Linked DNA regions of Homo sapiens: regions 1 and 3 are each linked to region 2. The links are chromatin contacts, found by Hi-C or POLR2A ChIA-PET in ENCODE. All regions are on one chromosome and are shown on one strand. Each heading gives the region's core, a stretch centred on a gene start or an enhancer-like site at or near the end of the contact. The rest is flanking DNA. Distances are from core to core; before and after follow the strand shown.

What was found. Hi-C counts contacts between places; a loop is a spot of excess contacts on that map. ChIA-PET counts read pairs that join two places held with the same protein, here RNA polymerase II (POLR2A). Pooled maps may share reads with other maps.
Region 1: a pooled map shows a loop between it and region 2 (5-fold over the local background). The contact joins two enhancer-like sites. A Hi-C loop is called at or near these places in 1 of 168 maps with a recorded cell type or tissue (endothelial cell of hepatic sinusoid) and 6 of 50 pooled maps. POLR2A ChIA-PET finds 5 or more read pairs at or near these places in 1 of 52 experiments (activated CD4-positive, alpha-beta T cell).
Region 3: a pooled map shows a loop between it and region 2 (4-fold over the local background). The contact joins two enhancer-like sites. A Hi-C loop is called at or near these places in 2 of 168 maps with a recorded cell type or tissue (endothelial cell of hepatic sinusoid and natural killer cell) and 4 of 50 pooled maps.

Annotation. Positions count from the first base shown.
Region 1 is chr2:239,215,196-239,218,531 of GRCh38, reverse strand. The region is part of intron 3 of HDAC4 (histone deacetylase 4); the gene reads left to right. Among named protein-coding and RNA genes, the nearest start is that of HDAC4-AS2, 23 kb to the right of the region's middle. RefSeq lists an enhancer at 2,727-3,336. Within about 2 kb of position 1,433, at least 4 of the 41 ENCODE cell types and tissues checked have a DNase peak (open chromatin) inside an H3K27ac peak, as active enhancers do.
Region 2 is chr2:239,367,187-239,370,808 of GRCh38, reverse strand. All of the region lies in intron 1 of HDAC4 (histone deacetylase 4), which reads left to right. Among named protein-coding and RNA genes, the nearest start is that of MIR2467, 17 kb to the right of the region's middle. RefSeq lists enhancers at 711-870, 891-1,210. Within about 2 kb of position 1,634, at least 12 of the 41 ENCODE cell types and tissues checked have a DNase peak (open chromatin) inside an H3K27ac peak, as active enhancers do.
Region 3 is chr2:239,142,590-239,145,955 of GRCh38, reverse strand. It overlaps HDAC4 (histone deacetylase 4), which reads left to right. Exons shown (of 27, transcript NM_001378414.1): 8 at 1,242-1,373. Among named protein-coding and RNA genes, the nearest start is that of HDAC4-AS2, 49 kb to the left of the region's middle. Within about 2 kb of position 1,879, at least 2 of the 41 ENCODE cell types and tissues checked have a DNase peak (open chromatin) inside an H3K27ac peak, as active enhancers do.

The DNA of each region.
Region 1 (3,336 bases), core at 184-2,683, 150 kb after region 2:
CCTAGGTTTTCTTCTAGGGTTTTTATGGTTTTAGGTCTAATGTTTAAGTCTTTAATCCATCTTGAATTAATTTTTATATAAGATGTAAGGAAGGGATCCAGTTTCAGCTTTCTACATATGGCTAGCCAGTTTTCCCAGCACCATTTATTAAATAGGGAATCCTTTCCCCATTGCTTGTTTTTCTCAGGTTTGTCAAAGATCAGATAGTTGTAGATATGCGGTGTTATTTCTGAGGGCTCTGTTCTGTTCCATTGATCTATATCTCTGTTTTGGTACCAGTATGGATTTGTTTTTAATATAATGATTGTTCAGTCCTGTTTTTTATCCAATCTGGTAATTTTCATGTGACTCTGTGTTATTTATGAATGTTGATAAAATGGACATATTTCTCCTAAAATTTTCATCCAATTTTATATTCTGTTTATCTGTTTTTGTTTTTTGAGCTGGGGCCTCACTCTGTCGCCCAGGCTGGAGTACAGTGGCATGATCATGGCTCACTGCAGCCTCTACCTCCCAGGCTCAAGCAGTGCTCCTGCCTCAGCCTTCCGAGTAGCTGGAACCACAGGCACGTGTCACCACTGCTGGCTGACTTTTTAATTTTTTGGAAAGATGGGGTCTTATGATGTTGGCCAGGTTGGTCTCAAACTTCTGGCCTCAAACGATCCCCCTCCCGCCTTAGCCTCCCAAAGCACCGTGATTACAGGCGTGAGCTGTTGTGCCCGACCCTGTTTTCTGTTGTGAATGCTTCTTGTTTTGTTTCCTATTTGACTTCTTGGATATGGGCTTTCTTACCTTTTATTTGGTCTGGTGTGTGTGGTTTCTTTTCCTTCTGGTGATTTGGAAGGCCGTGCTCTCTTTTTAGTTCTTATTGTGTGAACTCTTATGAGCTCATACGCTTTCCCTAAACTGTGCTTTCCTGTTCCAGCACCTTCAGACGATGTGAGAGAGTAGCCCGTCGGCACAGACACTTTCTGCCGTCTCTTTTCTCCAACCTTCTGATTTTGTTACTTGCAGTGTTATTTTGAGTTTTGGTGATTCTCTTTATAACATATAAATAATATATTTAGACTGACATTTATCAAGTTATTAGCCTTAAAATGGTTACTGATTCTATCACTGAGAAAAATGAGAAAACAGATACATTAAGTTTCTTCCCCCAAATTTCAGTTTCATTACCATTTCCATTTAAAATGCGAGGAATTTTAGGTTAACCACTAGGTTTTGGAAAGTTGGGTTTGAAGATCTGGTCGCTTGATTATCCACCATGAAGGGGAGTCGACGGGCCTCTTGCTTTTGGAGAGCTTCCGGGAGCGATGCTGCCGGCTCCTGGAGACCCTGCTACCGCCTGTGCTGTGTTCAGGCTCTGCCACCAGCGGGTCCCCTTTGGAGCCCTGCGGAGGTGTGTCCTCCTGAGCCCACCCTTAGGCCCAGTGCCCGCAGCCTGCCATGGCCCAGGGTGTGAGAATGTCTGCCAAGGAGGCTCCCTTTCTATAGGAGAGCTGTAAGGGGGCTCGGGGTTTGGGGTTACACTGGGGGAAGGGAAAGTGGCGTGAATGCAGTCACCTGTCTTTTGCTACTTACTTCTCTTCTGACAAACCAGGGACTGTGTCATTTAGAAATTGTTGAGAATAGTTCGAGGTAGCTTAGTCAGAGCTTCCTTCCTGTGCACATTCTGACTTGCCTAGAAAGATGCCGAGTATGGCGGGTGGAACCCCTGTGCACCCCCTTCTCACCAGACTCCCATCCCGGCACAGGGAAGGGGCAGGACACACACCCTTCCCGGTCAGTCCTGTTCCCAGGGGCCCAAGTAGCCCACAGGAGGAAGGAGTGCAGCAGGGCAGAGTGAAGGCGGAGGGTCTGGCAGGTGGAGCTTCACCCAGAGAAGGAGGCTGTGTTCCTGGAAGGACATTCAGTTCAAGAGCAAAGGCTCAGATGTTCATACCATAAATATTCAGCATCACATAAAATTAAAAACTCAGTTAAACAAAGCCTTCTCTTCTTCAGAAGGTTTTGGTTGTTAGTGGTCTGCAGCGCAGCAGGTGTGGACAGTGAGCACCTGTGTCCCCAGGTGTCCTGAGAGGGCAAGATCAGGGCTGGTAGGGCGCCCTCCTCATCGTCTTCCTCCTCATCGCCAGTTGTCTTTAAGGTCAGAACATGAGAACATCAGCTCTTAGTGCCAAGGTTTTTTGGAGACTTTTTCTTTTATTTTTTTTTTTCTCTGGGAAGATGTGTGAGAACATTTCATTTTTGTTCTTGAATGGAATCTTCCGCATAAATACTACATATACATGTACATATGTGAGTATGTGTGAATATCTATGTGTGTGTGTGTATATATATAAACACGTGCGTTTTTATATTCATTGATGTGGAAAGTGCTCACAGTGATTACTAGGGGAAAAGCATGCATAATATGGCCCTAATTAAAATGTAAAAGCTATATACAATGTAAGCACATGTACATATATATGCTGAAGAGTATATATGTTTGATTTTTTAAACAAATTAGGGTTTAATGTGTTAAAAGTACCTATTATTTTAAAATAAATTTGGGTGCATTCTATGAATATATCATAACTTTTATGAGTCCAGCCAATGGCATAAATATTTACTTGGGGACTTTAACACACATTATCAAATTGCCTTCCAGAGAGGTTGCACCGTTCATTATTTATTCAGGGTGATTTTTTATGAACCAAGATTCGCAGACCCCCAGTGCCTGCGCGGAACTGATGACCGCGTCCTCCAGGGAGCCCGGTGCAGAGGCGCTGGTGCAGACAGCTTTGCCAGTCCACACTTTCTTGTTTTGAAGTTTTTGTGTCTTGTTTCTGTTTTGGTTAGTGGGGAAGGGGTGTCTGCTGTCTGGAGATTAGAGAGAGGTGTGGCATTTCCTGCGGGGATGTCTCCTAGTGTTGCCGCCATTCATGTTGTTGACCAGAGAAGAGAGATGGAGTCCAGGTGGGCAGAACTCGATCTCCCTGCGCCTTGAGCCAGCCCCGTCCTGAGCCCTTGCCCACTCCAGATGTGAGGAGGTTGGCGACGGTCTTTGGTGCCCTCCCTGTTGATTTCAGGTGAGATGAGGGAGGGCACTTTGGCCTGCAGGGAGCCCAGGTTTCTGGGGCGTCGACCCTGCTTCTCTGGGCTCCCAGCAGCCAGCCCCTGGTTTCGTGTCACCAGTGACTCCCTGTTGCCAGCTTCCATGCCCGGCCTCAGCCCATGGCCTCTCACCAGTGTTGACTTGGTGGAAGCACCTCCTTACCACACCACATGCTCCTGGTACCTTCCCCCGCCCCGGCCACCAGTCCTCAGGTGCCTTGGTGGGTTTTTCTTATCTCT
Region 2 (3,622 bases), core at 385-2,884:
CAGCATGATGCGGGGATGAGCTGTGAAGACAGGTTTTCAAGCCCAAGTCCAGTGGGTGCTCAACCAGCTCCTCTGCTCGGCTCCTCCAGGCGCCGCAGGGCTGCAGGTGCACCAGCCTTTCCACCAGGTGCCTGGCCAGCACAAGAGTCCTGCTCTCCCGGAGGCCGCTGTGCAGGATCAGCTCTGCACTATCTGTTGCCGTTAACCATACAGTGCATGACCTCCTGAAAAACACCAGACATGCTTCACAGGCCCCAGGGCTGGCAAGGCAGGGAGCAGGGAGGCCTGGATTCAGGGGGGCGCTGCAGGGAGTCCAGAGTGCCCGTGCTGACTGGGTTTGGTCTGTCTCTGGGCAAATCCAGTTTTACAAGTCTGCTAAGTAGCAGTCTTTAAAACTGCATCTTGATTGGTGTGGCACCTGTCTCCTGCCTGCGAGAACCATACCTGCTTTTACTCTACCCTTTAACAGGAGAGCCCCGAGCCATGTCTTTCAGTGGGATCGAGGGAGTTGGAACATTTCAGAGCTGTGGGGTGCCTCCCTCAGCGCAGCATTTTGGACCTCTAGCACCACTCTCTGACGGTTGTTGGTGGCCCATGGCTAAGGGTTGCATGGTTGTCTTTGCATTTTTAAACTCTGTTTTGACCCCGCAGAGCCCCTTGGGAAAAGTCGGGATGCTACCCTCACTGACCTGCCAGTCCCGGGGACACAGGGCAGACGGCCTGCCGTCCTGTACAGGGCCCCGTGCATCTGGGCGTGCTTTTCTCTGCCTCATGAAGTGTGTCGCCAGCCACGCTGCAATCATCTGTTCTTTAAGAGAAAGAAAAGTGGAGATGACAGGATGTGGCGGTCCTATGATTCTCTCCGCCCACCAGGGAGGAATGGGAAGTTCCCATCAGGGCATGACGCCACTTTCAGTACAAGCCTTCAGGCATCTGTGCCACTTCCTTTCATGCACCCTGCACTGTCCTCAGCTCCTTTAAGCTCTTCATTTCCGTTGTTTTCTATGAAAGGTGGCTACGATTCTGTGTGTTCTGCTTGAGAGAAGGTGGCCCAGGCCTGCTGAGACGTCATGGGCCGTGTCATCCAGCAACCTGGCTTCCGAGGCGCTGTGTTGAACACTTCTTGACTTCATGAGTTTATAAGTACTTCATGCCCAGCTACACCGTGTACGCGGAAATGAGAGCAGGGCTTGACCCGTCTCTTGATTATCTGCAGCAGTTTTAATTTATTTTAAAATAGAAATAGCTTTGCTTTTTACATTAAAATAAAAATGCTTTTTGTAAACAATTGCAACAATAAATAAACTTAGAAAGTAGGAGTTTAACGAACCTCTGAGTTTCGCTCACATGCTTGGGAAACCAACCGGGTTAGCGGGACTGTAGCTTGGAGACATTGCAGCCCAAGCGGCTGTCTCTGGGGAGCCCTGTGGCTCCCGGGCTGCCCACCCCCCGCCGGGCAGTCGGCTTGCTGCCACCAGCAGGTGTGAGCTCCAACCGTAGACATGCTCTTGGTCCAGACGTCCATTTATTGGGACCCAAAACTCAGAACTGTGGGCAGTTCAGACCTGGAAAGATGAAAGGGGACCGTCGGGGAATGGGCCGTGCTGCTGTCTTCCTTCCCGCTTGTTGGCATCTGTCCAAGCCTTCCCTCCTTTCTTGGAGACTGTCACCAGAGAGGGCCTGTCTGTGTCTTGTCAAACAGAGAGGATTCCTCCCTGCCGGCGAGCCTGTCCACTGCCTGTGTGTGCAGGTCCTTTGTCACCTTCCTGCAGCTTCCCTGGGGTCACCAGGGGAGTGGTGTGTCACCCGTGGGGTTGGCATTCACCTCCCCCCAGGTGAGGGCTCTCTGACGGCTGTGAATAATCACAGCAGCAGGTACCAGGATTGTCTGCGGGTTCCCATCTGCAGGGCAGCCTCAGCTGTCGATGCCGACATCGATAGTTTTGAGTAGAGTTGGGGAGGAACTTGGGCTATCACCTGGAATCAAAGCACCTTTATTTACTGCTTTGGTCCGAAAGAACGCAACACTTAGGAGGGTCCACTCCAGCAGTGATAAGCACCTCACCTGCAGAACAGGGAGGGCTGCCTGCCCAGGTCTCCCACCTCACCTGGGCAGGAGAGGCACCTGCAGCTTGAGACAGGCATGGAGAGGACGGTCCTGACCACTGAGGAGTGTCTGTGTCTGGAGGAAACAGCCTGTGCCCCTCTCCTCAGGACGGAGGCCCTTCACTTGTACCCCCCTGTTATCCCCCAATGGAGAAGGAAGTGGGTGGGCGGCTGGGACACGTCAGTTTCCAGTTTTTCTTGCTTGGCACCCTGTCAATCTTGAGTTTGTTTCAAGAAGCTGTTCTGCTGCCTTGATGAGACCCCCTCCACGTGAAGAAAGGTGAAATGCAGCAGCGCCAGCCACGCAAGATGGTACTGTGCTTTGGACGGTGCATTTCAGGGTCTTCTCATCGCCCCCTTTGCTAGTCCCTGAATTCCTCACAGCCAAGTTCCTGTGTCTCTGCGGGCCCCACATCCCTCACATCTGACATTCAGGGCCCTCCTGTGTCTCCGAAGGAAGAGGGTTGGAACACACCTGCAGAGCCACGGTTCTCAAACTCCGGAGCCCTTCACACTCCTGCAAATTAGCATGGACTCCAAAGAGCTTTAGCTTCAATGATTGAGATGCACAGGCTGACTGTCGTTCTGACGTGCTTGGGACCAGAAGTGTTCAGGCTCTCAGAGTTTTTGGATTTTGAAGTATTTGCGTATACATAATGAGATATCTTGGGGATGGGACCTGAGTCTAAACATGAAATTTATTTATTTATTTATTTATTTATTTTGAGACGGAGTCTTACTCTGTCGCCCAGGCTGGAGTGCAGTGGTGTGGTCTCGGCTCACTGCCACCTCCGCCTCCCAGGTTTAAGCGATTCTACTGCCTCAGCCTCCCTCCCGAGTAGCTGGAATTACAGACATACACCACTATGACTGGCTAGTTTTTGTATTTTTAGTAGAGATGGGGTTTCACCATGTTGGCCAGGCTTACCTCAGGTGATCCACCGGCCTCAGCCTCCCAAAGTGCTGAGATTAGTGTGAGCCACCACACCCAGCCTAAACATGAAATTTATTTTTCATGTTCACCTTATACATATAATGTGAAGGTAATTTCATATAGTATTTTTAATAATTTTGTTCGCCAAACAGTTTTGACTGTGACCCATCACATGAGGTCAGGTATGGAATTTTCCACTTGGGTTTTCATGTTGGTGCTCAGAAAATTTCAGATTTTGGAGCATTTTGGTTTGTGGATTCTTAGATTAGGGATGCTCAACCTGTATTGGTATTTATTGTATTAGAAACTAACACACATCTAAAAAACGTGCTTACTCATTTGAAACTGAATAAACCCATTACATGTTAAATAGATAGGTAACATTTTTAACAAAAAATAACCGTTCGGTAAAACACAAAGCGTCGTGAGAAGAGAGGCATCATTTTACCCTTTGCCAGTCTATGGAAGGTGTGGCTTAATGGCGACAGTATTTCTGCTTCTCACACCGGCTCTCGTTCAGTCCATGTCCACTGTACCCCTGTGAGAGAAGGGCACATGACATTTTTCTATTATGAACAAAAA
Region 3 (3,366 bases), core at 630-3,129, 230 kb after region 2:
CTCCCACATCCTTCCAAGACCTGCAGAAAAACTGTCCCTGACTCGAAGCCTTTTCCAAAGTGGAGAAGGTCCTGGGCTGTCTGCACGTCCCAAAGAGTGAAGTCATGTTGGTCCCCATCGCCCAGCCACATCAGTCCTGCTTCCAGGAGAAACTCCGTCTCATTCCTTGTTGCTCTGGAGGCGGTGCACTGCCTGTTCCAGAAAGATTAAGAACAGCAGGAGTGCTGATTCTTTAAGAAGAGGTAAAATCTCCCTAATGTGCAAATCTCCAAGTGGTAGAATCTTGAAAGTAGCCAAGTAAAACCTCAGAACTCAAAGGCTTGTGTGACACACGTCTCCGTGGCGGTATTCTTGGCTCTGTTCTGGACTCTGAAAGCCGATAACCTCTCCCGGGTGGGTTTGGGGATTTCTTTGACTCCGGTCGCTGCCTTTAGATCCCTAGTGCTTCCCAAGGCGGGCCTCGCGCCGGAGGTTTGGGTTCCAGATGCAGATGAGTTGGGGACCACGGTGGGCTGAAAGGTGTAGATTCGCAAATGGCTCTGTCCACACAGGCAGAGCTGTTCACAGAAACCGACCCACGCCCAGTACCTTCACCCTGTGGTCAGATGAAAGGTGAAGCCGGCGCAGATGTTGGGATGGGCTCTGCTGAGCCTCCCCAGGTCGGGGTGGGGATAGCAGCCTCACGCTCTGGAGGCCTCACTGACTGACACAGCTGGGGCGATGCATGGGCGAGCAAGAAAGTGTGCAACGTGGACACCATCCTCACATCCCTGGGCCCAGCCTCACATCCCTGTCAGTCTTTCTCTGATTTTAGAGCAACACAGCTATGAAGATAGGGGTGTATTATCTAGAAGAGCATTAGTTACGAGACATCGCCATTAAGTGACTTCACACCTCAGCAGCCTCCTGCCACGCCCAGTAAATCAGCTTGTCAGTCCTGTTTCCATCTCCTGGTAAACAGTGGTGGCCTGATTCTGTGAAGACAGTGCCAGCGCTTGCATAATGCTGTGGCCACAGAAATTTATCCAAAGCACCAGATTCGTTTTATTCATTATTTGGGACTGATGAATGGGATTTAGAATCCCCTGCTTCGTGAGCTCCCTGCGCTCTCCCCTGCAGCAACACAGCAGTGTTGAGCAAATATTTACTCACCAGAGTGCGTATTTTTAAAAAACCACCAACAGGATAACCTTGAGCCAGTGGTGTCTGCCTGGCTGTAATGACATCTCCTTTTTGTGCAGCTTCTGAACCGAATCTGAAATTACGGTCCAGGCTAAAGCAGAAAGTGGCCGAAAGACGGAGCAGCCCCCTGTTACGCAGGAAAGACGGGCCAGTGGTCACTGCTCTAAAAAAGCGTCCGTTGGATGTCACAGGTATGTCGGCTGAGCAGGTACACCCGCCCCGCTGCCCTCTCTGCCAGGCCTTCCTGCCATAGGCGATTTCTCTCAGGAGCTTCTGAAAACCCACGTGTCTGCCTCACGCTGTCAACCCCCAGTGTGGTCCTGTTCCCATGGCGCTGGAAGTGCCAGGCCCAGGGGACCAGGTTTGATGACTCCGGCATGTCTAAGCCGGGCCCTGCTCCTGGCATTAGTGACTCAGAGCTGGTTCTAGGTGGGCTGAGGTGCACAAGGGTGCCCCAGCTTGGCACTGCGGGAGATGCAGTCAGGAGCTTGAGTTGAGGCTCCTCTGAAGGTGGGTCTTAACCAGTCCCACCCTAGTAGTGGTGAATCGCATGCTCTGCCCTGTTCCGCTGCCCCTGAGCAGTGTCTGAACCACCGGGGCATTTTAACGTCTTCCCACGCCAGAGCACCCATCAACTGAGCAGGGAGGGAAGCAAGGAGTGAAGTTGCTTCAGCTTGGCCCTAGTGACGTGTCACGGTTGGCCCCATCTAGTGGTGGACACGCAGAAGGACAAGACCGAGCAGACCCCCATCCTGAAGGCTCACCCGCCCCTCTTGAGGGTACATCCCCATCCAGAGGACCACCCATTCCCAACCACCACCAGGGTACACCCCTCACCCCACCACTCCTGAAATCACAGCACCAGGATAAAGGAGCTGCTTGGGCATGGCCTGGATAGAGGGGAGGCAGCGGACATGTTTGCACAACAGAAAGTGTTCAACTTGAAGGCCAAGGCTCATGGTAGGTGGTCTGTGAAAGGCACAGTTCCACTGAGCAGGCTGTTGACCTAGGGAAGCCGGGGAGGGGCTCCTGGTGCCATGCCCCGTGTGTGCGAGCATTGGCATCACACAGGGACTCTGCTTCAGCAGTGAGGTGAGAGCCAGACCTACCCGCTAAATACAGGGCCCTGCCTGTTTCTCGTGCCCTGTCCCCTCTCTACTTGAGGAGTTCCTAACCACGGTGTAAGGGTCTGGGTCTGAATATTTGTGGATTTCTATTAAAAAGTATCTGACATCTTCATGCCCAGGGGAACTCCATATGTGTCATTTCTGATGTAGGTTTCTTTCCTCTGGCCATTATAGTACACACAGACCTTTTCTACAGCCATCAAGAAATGTTATGATCTAAAGTTTCACTAAGTCTAGCTGACTGGGGAAGATTCAGTTGAAACGAGGAATCATGTGAGTTAAAAGCTTTCAAACTCCAATGCAGCCTTTTTTCCTATGAGCAGTGCCTTGCTTGGCCAGCTCTAATGGACACGTGAACCTTTGCGTTTTTTTGTTGTTTTTTTTTTAAAGTGTGCAGTGGGTGAGACGGAGTCTTCAGCAAGCTTCTTCTGAGTGTTAAAGCTGGTGTTCCTGTTGTCACCCAGTGACTACTGAGTGCTGTTTTTGAGTCAGCACTGGGCTGGGCGCAAAAATAGTGAGACAGAGTCCTTCCCTGGAAGGAGCTTGTGATGTAATTTGAGCAAGCAGCACATCACACGTGAGACCATCCAGGAGCCATGCGTGACAGGGCGTGATCAGTGCTGAGCTCACCCAGGAGTCATGTGTGACAGGGCCTGATCAGTGCTGAGCTCACCCAGGAGCCATGCGTCACAGGGCGTGATCAGTGCTGAGCTCACCCAGGAGTCATGTGTGACAGGGCACGATCATTGCTGAGCTCACCCAGGAGCCATGCGGCAGGGCGTGATCAGTGCTGAGCTCACCCAGGAGTCATGTGTGACAGGGCATGATCAGTGCTGAGCTCACCCAGGAGTCATGTGTGACAGGGCGTGATCAATGCTGAGCTCACCCAGGAGCCATGTGTGACAGGGCTTGATCAGTGCTAAGCTCACCCAGGAGTCATGTGTGACAGGGCATGATCAGTGCCGAGCTCACCCAGGAGCCATGCGTGGCAGGGCGTGATCAGTGCTGAGCTCACCCAGGAGCCATGCGTGGCAGGGCGTGATCAGTGCTGAGCTGT